Linked DNA regions of Homo sapiens: all the other regions are linked to region 3. A link is a contact called in ENCODE Hi-C or POLR2A ChIA-PET data. All regions are on one chromosome and are shown on one strand. Each heading gives the region's core, a stretch centred on a gene start or an enhancer-like site at or near the end of the contact. The rest is flanking DNA. Distances are from core to core; before and after follow the strand shown.

Region 1 (2,700 bases), core at 58-2,557, 760 kb after region 3:
TCAGTGAGCACTTACAGTGTTGGGTGCTGTATTAATATTCACAATAGGAAGTACTATTATTATCTACATTTTATAGATGAAAAATTAAAACAGAGAGAGGTAATATTCCCAGAGCCCCTATCTACTATAGCCACAATATTTAGCTGAAGGAAAGGAATCCAACACTTTATCTTCCACAATCTGTTTTCATGGACTCAGAGAATATAAAGGCCTGGAAAAGGCCTTAGAGATAACTGAGTGTACTCTTTTATTTTACAGATCAGAAAACAGACCTGGAGAGGGGTTAGGGTTTATTTGCTCCAGTCCCAGGGAAGATCATGAGTGAGCCCCCAAACTCCCACTTTTCGGGCTTCTCCCATAACATATCCCCTTTCTTCCCTCACAGAAGAAATCACTCTCCTGAATTTATCTTTTTTTTTTTTTTTGAGACGGAGTTTCGCTCTTCTTGCCCAGGCTGGAGTGCAATGGCGCAATCTCGGCTCACCGCACGCAACCTCTGCCTCCAGGGTTCAAGCGATTCTCCTGCCTCAGCCTCCCTAGTAGCTGGGATTACAGGCATGTGCCACCACGCCGCGCTAATTTTTTTTTTTTTTTTTTTTTTTTTTTTTTTTTTTTTTTTTTTTTTTAGCAGAGACGGGGGTTTCTCCATTTTGGTCAGGCTGGTCTCGAACTCCGGACCTCGAGTGATCCACCCGCCTCTGCCCCCACAGACTGCTGGGATTACAGGCGTGAGCCACCGCGCCCGGCCTTCTTGAATTTATCTTAATCATTTTTTTGATTTTCAATTCTCCGTAAGTATGCCCATTTTCTTCTCTTCTTGCTACCATTTTTACTGAAAGAAATAAAAAGGGAAAGAGAAAAAAGTGAGAAGGGCAGCTAAGAAGGTAAAAGGGTAGGGAGGAAGGGAAGAAACAGAGAAAGAAAAGTCCCGTCTGCCTGTGGATTAACGTGAAACTGAATAACTCAACTGCTAGAATCCTGGTTTGAGCGTCAAGATGTCTGAGGTCAAGTCCAATCCCTGTGACACTCTCAGTCTCGCCTCCTGGCAATTAAGTTTCCCCAACTATAAACCCATATATCTACATCCACCAGATCCCGCGAAAGCGGTTTCCCCTCATCAAAGAAGTCCGCCCAGGCCTCCAAAACCATCCCTTTATTCTCAACCAACATGGCGACTGAGGGTGACGTCAACTTCCGTCGCCTTCACCCTACTCCCTTCCCCTAGGGGGCGGCGAGCCTCAATGACGGCTGCGGCCGGGGCGCATGCGCGGCGGCGGGGCCCGGCCCGCGGCGGCGGCAAAGGGGCGGAGGGGTTCGCTGCCAGCAATTGCCAAGCTGCTGCGGTCGTGGCGGGATGGTATAGCCGGGCCTGAGGGCGGGCGGCGGGGCGCGGGCGGGGGCGAGGCGGCCGGGAAGGGCCGACGCCGCCTGACTGGCTTGGGAGCAGCGGCAGCAAGCTGAGGGGGCGTCGCCGCCGCCGGCCCCCGGCGCCGCCGCGGGAGGCCGCGCCCGCCATGGCGGCCCGGGCGGTGCTGGACGAGTTCACTGCGCCAGCTGAGAAGGCGGAGCTGCTGGAGCAGAGCCGCGGCCGTATCGAGGGCCTGTTTGGCGTGAGCCTAGCCGTGCTCGGCGCGCTAGGGGCTGAGGAGCCGCTGCCCGCGCGCATCTGGCTGCAGCTCTGCGGGGCGCAGGAGGCGGTGCACAGCGCCAAGGTGAGTCCGGCCGCCGCCCCCGCGCGCCCGCGGCCTCGATCGGTCCGGGTCTCCGGGCTCCCGCTCCTCCCCGCCCCCGCCGTCCGCCGCGATGCGCCTGGGTTGGGAACGCAGTCTCGGGAGCCAGCGAACGTGCCTTTTCGGCTCGCGAGCCATGTGACCTTGGATAGCGGCTTGATCCCCGGAGCCTCAGTTTCCCCATTTGTAAAGTGGCGCTGACGAAAGTACCTACCTCAGAGGGCTGTCGCGAGGATGAAAGTGGGGGATGTGTATGAAGCGCAGGCACAGCGTGTGGCACGGATCGGGTGCGCTGCGCATGTCGCCTGTTGTTGTCAGTTCCCCGGCCCCCAGGATGGTACGCAAGGCCTGTTGCTGGGCCCGCAGCCTCGTCCACCACCTAAGCCTTTATCCCCCAGTCCCGGGCCTCCACTACTGCAGTTCTGAGCCTTTTTGGGATCTCAGTTCCTCTTGAGAATCGGAAAAAAACTATTAATAGTAATAAAACGCTCGGAGAATGTCAGAAAGAAAGGATTTATGTTTACCTATTTTTTTCTATTTGAGACAGGGTCTCACTCTGTCACCCACAGTGGAGTGCAGTGTGGCGCGGTCTCAGTTCACTGCAGCCTCGACTTCCCGGGCTCAAGTGATCCTCCCACCTCAGCCTCCCGAGTAGCTAGTACTATAGGAGCGCGCCACCACGCCCGGCTCATTTTTTTTTTTTTTTTTGGTAGGGGATTTCACTATGTTGCCCGGGCAGGTCTCGAACTCTTGGACTCAAGTCATCCTCCCATCTCGGTCACCCAAAGTGCTGGGACTACACGCGGGAGCCACCCCGGCCGGATATTTAATATGTTAACAAAAAATAGCGTTATTCTTTGTATTGATATTACCTACAACTAACATTTACATAACGCTTAAGAACATCACAGGTTGCTTCAGAAGGAATGTGCAGCCCTTATGGCTTCTAATAAGGTAGATTTTATCCTCC
Region 2 (2,909 bases), core at 293-2,792, 910 kb after region 3:
ACTACTCAGGAGGCTGAGGTAGGAGAATCGCTTGAACCCAGCAGGTAGAGGTTGCAGTGAGACAGGGTTGTACCACTGCACTCCAGCCTGGGCAACAGAATGAGACTCTGTTTCAGAAAAAAGAAAGAAAAGAAATAGTATTGTTAAGATATCACTTCTCCCTAACTTGATCTATAGATTCAAAGCAATCACAATTAAAATCCCAGCGGATTTTTGTGGTGGCAGGGGTATAGGGGAAAGGGAATGAGGGAGGTTGAAATGGACAAACCAATTCTGGAATTTATGTGAAAATACAAAGGGCCAAGAATAGTTAGGAAAGTCTTGAAAAATAAAAACAAAGTTGAAGGATTTGGACCATAGTAGTTTCTTCTTATCTGTGAGGGTTATGTTTCAAGACCCCTGGTGGATGCCTGAAATCACAGATAATAGCAAAACCTATATATACTATGGTTTTTTTTTTCTGTTATATACCTATAATAAAATTGACTTACAAATTGGTCCCATTAAGAGATTAACAACAAAAACTAATAATAAAATAGAACAATTATAACAATATATAGGAATGAAAGTTATGCGAATGTGGTCTCTCCTTCTCAAAATATATCATTGTTCTGTACCTTGAGTAACATAAACCATGGAAAGAGGAACTGTAGACAAGGGGGTACTACTGGGCAATAACTAAAATAGCCCAGTATTAATGCAAAGACAGGCAAACAGGCCAATGTGAAATAACAGAGTGTCCAGAAACAGCACACACATATACAGACAAGACAAAAAATAACACGTTAGCACAGCGGGGAAGAGGTGGGTCTTTTCTATTAGTGGTGCTGGGTCAGCTGAATAACCATATAGGAGGAAAAAGAGTGAATCTTGACTCTTATCTCATACCATACACAAAAATCAAATCCAGATAGGCGCTGAATGTGAAAGGTGAAACAATAAAGCTTTTAGAAACTGGCGTAGAAAAATATATTTATGTCCTTATTTTAGGCAAAATGTATTAAGCAGGACACGAAGAAGCACAAATCATAAAAGAAAAGTAGATAAATTGGACTATATTAAAGAGTATCTGTTTATCAAACAAACTATTAAGAGAGTAAAAAGGAAAGCTATTGGAATGGGAAAAGATTTCTTGCATCTGGGTATGGTGGCTCATGCCTATCATCCCAACACTTTCAGAGGCCAAGGCAGAGGGATCGCTTGAGCCCAGGAGTTTAAGACCAGCCTGGACAGCATAGCAAGACCCTTTCTCTACAAATAGATAAATAAATATTTTTAAAAATATTTTTGCAATACATATAACTGACAAAGATCTAATATCCAAAATGCATAAAGAACTGCAAATTCATAAGAAAAAGATTAACAACTCAACAGAAAAAAAGCAAATGTCTAGAACACAAAGGATGTTCCAGACAAATGGCCAAGAAACTTGTTTAAAAAGTGTTAATCCTCATTAGTCATCAGTGAATCACAAGTTAAAACCACAGTGAGATATCCACCCACCAGTATACTCAAAATTGACATGACACGTCACTTGCTGGCAAATATGTGGTGGAACTGAAACTCCCAAACACCATTGGTAGAAATGTAATCTGGTACAACTTTGGAAAATGGTTTGGCACTATCAAAGCCAAATGTAAGTGGCCAGGCACAGTGGCTCACGCCTGTAATCCTAGCACTTTGGGAGGCCAAGATGGGTGGATCACTTGAGGTCAGGAGTTTGAGACCAGCCTGGCTAACATGGTGAAACCCCGTCCTACTAAAAATACAAAAATTAGCTGGGCGTGGTGGCGGGTGCCTGTAGTCCCAGCTACTCTGCAGGCTGAGGCAGGAGAATCGCTTGAACCCAGGAGGCAGAGGTTGCAATGAGCCAGGATTGTGCCACTGCACTCCAGCCTGGGCGACAGAGTGAGATTCTGTCTCAAAAAAGAAAAAAAACAAAAGGCTAAATGTAAATAAACCCTTTAACCAGCTAGGTATATACCTAATAAAACTGGCACATTTACACACGAAAAGGCATGTGTGAGAATATCTACAGTGACATCGTTTTTCATAGACAAAGATGAAAACAATCCAAATAGTCATAAACAGAAAAATAGATCAACAATGTGTGTATATTCGTACAATAAAATACTATGCAGAAAGGAATATGAGGGACAGCTAGTACACCCAGCTGCATTTCATAATGTTGAGTGAAAGAAGCTAAACATAAAAGAGGCCATGCTTTATGGTTCCACTGATGTAAAGTTCAAACAAAATCAAACTCATTTCTGGTGTCGGAAGTCAGAAGAGTGGTCCCCTGAGAAGAAAAGTGGCTGAGGGTGCAAGAGACCAGCTTCTGGGCTCCCACAAATTTGTGCATCTGACTGGGCATCACATGAGGGTGCTCGCTTTGAGAAAACTCATCAAGTTATGCCTTCTCTATGTTTATGTTCAATAAATAAGCGTGGGGTTTTTTGTTGCTTGTTTTTGTTTTTGTTTTTTTTGTACAGATGGGGTCTCACTAAGTTGCCCAGGCTGCTTTTGAACCCCTGGACTCAAGCAATCCTCTCACCTTGGCCTTCCAAAGTGCTGAGATTACAGGTGTGAGCCACTGCACCCGGCCTAAATAAGCTTTTTTTTAATGAATGTAGCTTATACACACCAGTCTTTGGTAAATCTAAAAATACACTTATAGATGCACAAATAACCAAAAAAAATCTTACCTTTGTCCCTTTCTTACACAGGCTGGGGTCCTAGCCCTGCTTACAAATCTCCACCATCTTCTCAACACTGTGCTAGAGTTTTCAGCAGAAACCTCGTGCATATTTACAAAATAGTCTGTCAAACATTTCAACTCCTACAAATTCCAGAAAACCAGTTGTATAGAGTCAAAATCAAAATCCAAGTTAGGGCTCAGCCAGAAGACT
Region 3 (2,700 bases), core at 26-2,525:
GGGCCATTTCAAAATATGTCAAAGAAAAATCTCTTGGGATAAAATAGTTTCATTTCCTTCAGGGTCTTCTATCTGTCATGTGATGCTATACCAGCGTCAGGCTGGAATTTGGTATCTTATTGCCAAAGAATCTGTTTTGTGAAACTTGGGATCTCTATTTTAATGTTAATTCTGGTCAGTTGTGCCTAAACTCCATAAAGGAGGGACTATACTGAGGCGTATTCAATCTTCCTTCTTACCAAGGCCAGGAATTCAATTTTTCAGGTTTCTCTTGTCCCAGAGAGGTCTGTACAGTCAATTAGGGGGACTTAGGATTTTATTTTTGGCTTACAAAGGTAATCCCCCAAATTTCCTAAATGTCTTTTCGGGAATGGTACAACCCCACTGAAAACTAACAGCATAATCAAAACTGTCTAGACTCTATTTCTGCAGTTCTTGTGGGGGGCAAGTTCTGTTTTGAAAGTTTTCCATGGCTGAAAGTTTATCTTCCAAGGTCTATTTTTTCCCTGAACATTCATGCAAACAAATCAACTTTGAAAGAGAAATGCACTTTCCTCAAAGGATATTAAACTTGGGCTGAAAAGCTTTATTACATTTTTTCTGACTAGAACACCTCAGAGACACTGGTGGTGGAAGGGAAACAGAAGCCCAGGTTAGTTTCCCAAGGGGAAGGAGAGGCAGAGTGGGTCTGGAGTGGCTTGGCCCAGGGACTAGAAGGCACTTTTGCTGGGCTCCTGGCCTTGTGGGATAAGGGTGTATTTAGAAGGCATCAAAGTCAAACCATGATGTTAGTTATGTCTCCAAGAGTAGAAACTTTCTTCCAATGATCTGGGTTCTTTAATCTCTCAGATACCCTCCCATTTCACAAATGGCTGCTATTATTAAACTTGAGAAATATCCCTGGCTTTTCTTATTTTTCCTTCTTTCTAATTTCCAAATTCAAACTGAAGTAGAAGCTCTTTTATGGCCTAGTCTCTCCAAGAAACATTTTCTAATTTTTATCCTGAAATCCTTCTACTGAATGTACAATGCACATTGATAGAATAAAAACTTCAGCTGAATTAAATTTAAAAGAGTTTAATTGAGCAATGAAGGATTTGTGAATCAGGCGGCCTCCCAAGCCAGAGTAGGCTCTAAGACTCCAGCACAGCCACATGGCAGAAGAAGATTTATGAACAGATAAAGGAAAGCAACATACAGAAAACAGAAGTGAAATACAGAAACAGCTGGGTTGGTTATAGGTTGGCATTTGCCTTATTTGAATATGGTTTGAACAGTTGGCTACATTTGATTGCCAAAACTCAGTAATTGGCACAAGTGTAGGCTACGGTCTGTTTACACTTCCATTTGTTACAGTTCATGATGTACAGAAAAACGTTTAGGCCAAAACTTAAAATATGTAAGGAGGGAGCTTTAGGCTAAACTTGACTTAACAACATTGATATTTATTAATGTCTACCTTATACTTAATTGCATTCCATTCATGCTATTATTCATGAGGCTTTGAGAGTAAAGACCACACCTGGTTCATTTCCACATCACCTGGGGTGTCAAGCACAGGGTCTGCCACATAGAAGGTGCTTGACAACTATTTTTTGCTATAATAAACAAATAGCAAATCAATGTGTAAATGAATGACTGAATTATTCAAATGAAACATTGAGTAGATAAAACCAGTGAGGGCATCAATCATTGAGTTAAGGTTAGAATGAATCACTGTATCAATATCTGTACTAGTCAAAGCATTTTTAGATGCCGAGAACAGAAACCTACTCAGACTAGCCCAAGTAAAAATAGCACTAGGAGAGGGCAGGCTATTGCTTAACAACTCAACACAGTGTTTCTCTGTTGAGAAGGAAGGAAGTTTCCACAAGGACATAGAAGTAATGATACCGTGTGAACTGGGCTGGAAAGCCCACACCCAAAATGTCTACTGGAAAATTTTACTGATAATCTTACAACTCAAGGCTCCAGGGTACACAGCTGGGCCTCAGGGTACTAGAACCAGAAACAAAACAGATGGGAGCCAAGGCTGAGGGCTCCACATCCCTCTCATTCCTGTCCATCTGTCTGTCTAGCTGTTGTGCCTTCTCTCCTTGTATTCTGGCTCTCTGCTTTTGTCTGTATCACAATCAGTGTCTTCTAGATCATTTTACCTACATCCTTTCTTTACAAGACATTTCAGCGTAGGCGCCTGCCACTGTAACAGTGAAAAGGAGGTCTAGCATGACTAACTCTATTTTGCTTCTAATCTCCCTCCTTAGGTGATGATTATCTTTTAGGTTACCTGCTTTTGCTTACTTCTGTATGTAGGCCAAGCCAAGTAAGGGAGGAATTTTAGCTCATAGTTTACCTTTAAAGCAAGGATGACAATAGCCCCTTCCCAAAACTAACCCCTGAGTAGATAAGGAGGGTGTACACATGGTTAATACTGTTGTGTTAAAGATTTACAGGAGCATCGTGACCTAACCGAGGACAGTGAAAGTTACCCTTGCTGGTGCACAGATATCTGTGGTCATCAGTAACCTTTTGACCACCACCCTCTCCTTCACCTCTTCCCATAACATTAAAGGAACCCCAAATTCATATGAGCTTAAGATGTCTTTAATCTTAAGTCCGTCATCTTGGTTTGCTGGCTCTCTAAAATAAAGTCACTTTCCTTGCCCCAAGACCTTGTCTCTTGACTTATTGGCTATTGTG

Evidence for each region. A loop is a pair of places that touch in the nucleus more often than their neighbours do. ChIA-PET counts read pairs that join two places held with the same protein, here RNA polymerase II (POLR2A). Pooled maps may share reads with other maps.
Region 1: a loop to region 3 is called in a pooled map, with 7 times the contacts of the local background. The contact joins the promoter of N4BP1 here to the enhancer-like site in region 3. A Hi-C loop is called at or near these places in 2 of 37 single-sample maps with no recorded cell type and 2 of 50 pooled maps. POLR2A ChIA-PET finds 5 or more read pairs at or near these places in 1 of 52 experiments (OCI-LY7).
Region 2: a pooled map shows a loop between it and region 3 (19-fold over the local background). The contact joins two enhancer-like sites. A Hi-C loop is called at or near these places in 2 of 37 single-sample maps with no recorded cell type and 3 of 50 pooled maps. POLR2A ChIA-PET finds 5 or more read pairs at or near these places in 1 of 52 experiments (PC-3).

Annotation. Positions count from the first base shown.
Region 1 is chr16:48,608,787-48,611,486 of GRCh38, reverse strand. It overlaps N4BP1 (NEDD4 binding protein 1), which reads left to right and starts at 1,307. Exons shown (of 7, transcript NM_153029.4): 1 at 1,307-1,712. The coding sequence starts at 1,515. LOC124903687 (a long non-coding RNA gene) reads right to left here and starts at 1,177. Exons shown (of 2, transcript XR_007065063.1): 1 at 969-1,177; 2 at 274-832. RefSeq lists enhancers at 1,037-1,116, 1,127-1,176, 2,127-2,176 and a silencer at 1,217-1,816.
Region 2 is chr16:48,457,149-48,460,057 of GRCh38, reverse strand. No RefSeq gene overlaps it. Among named protein-coding and RNA genes, the nearest start is that of SIAH1, 73 kb to the right of the region's middle. Within about 2 kb of position 1,542, at least 10 of the 41 ENCODE cell types and tissues checked have a DNase peak (open chromatin) inside an H3K27ac peak, as active enhancers do.
Region 3 is chr16:49,365,391-49,368,090 of GRCh38, reverse strand. No RefSeq gene overlaps it. Among named protein-coding and RNA genes, the nearest start is that of C16orf78, 7.1 kb to the left of the region's middle. Within about 2 kb of position 1,275, at least 2 of the 41 ENCODE cell types and tissues checked have a DNase peak (open chromatin) inside an H3K27ac peak, as active enhancers do; they include OCI-LY7, where a contact is called at or near this core.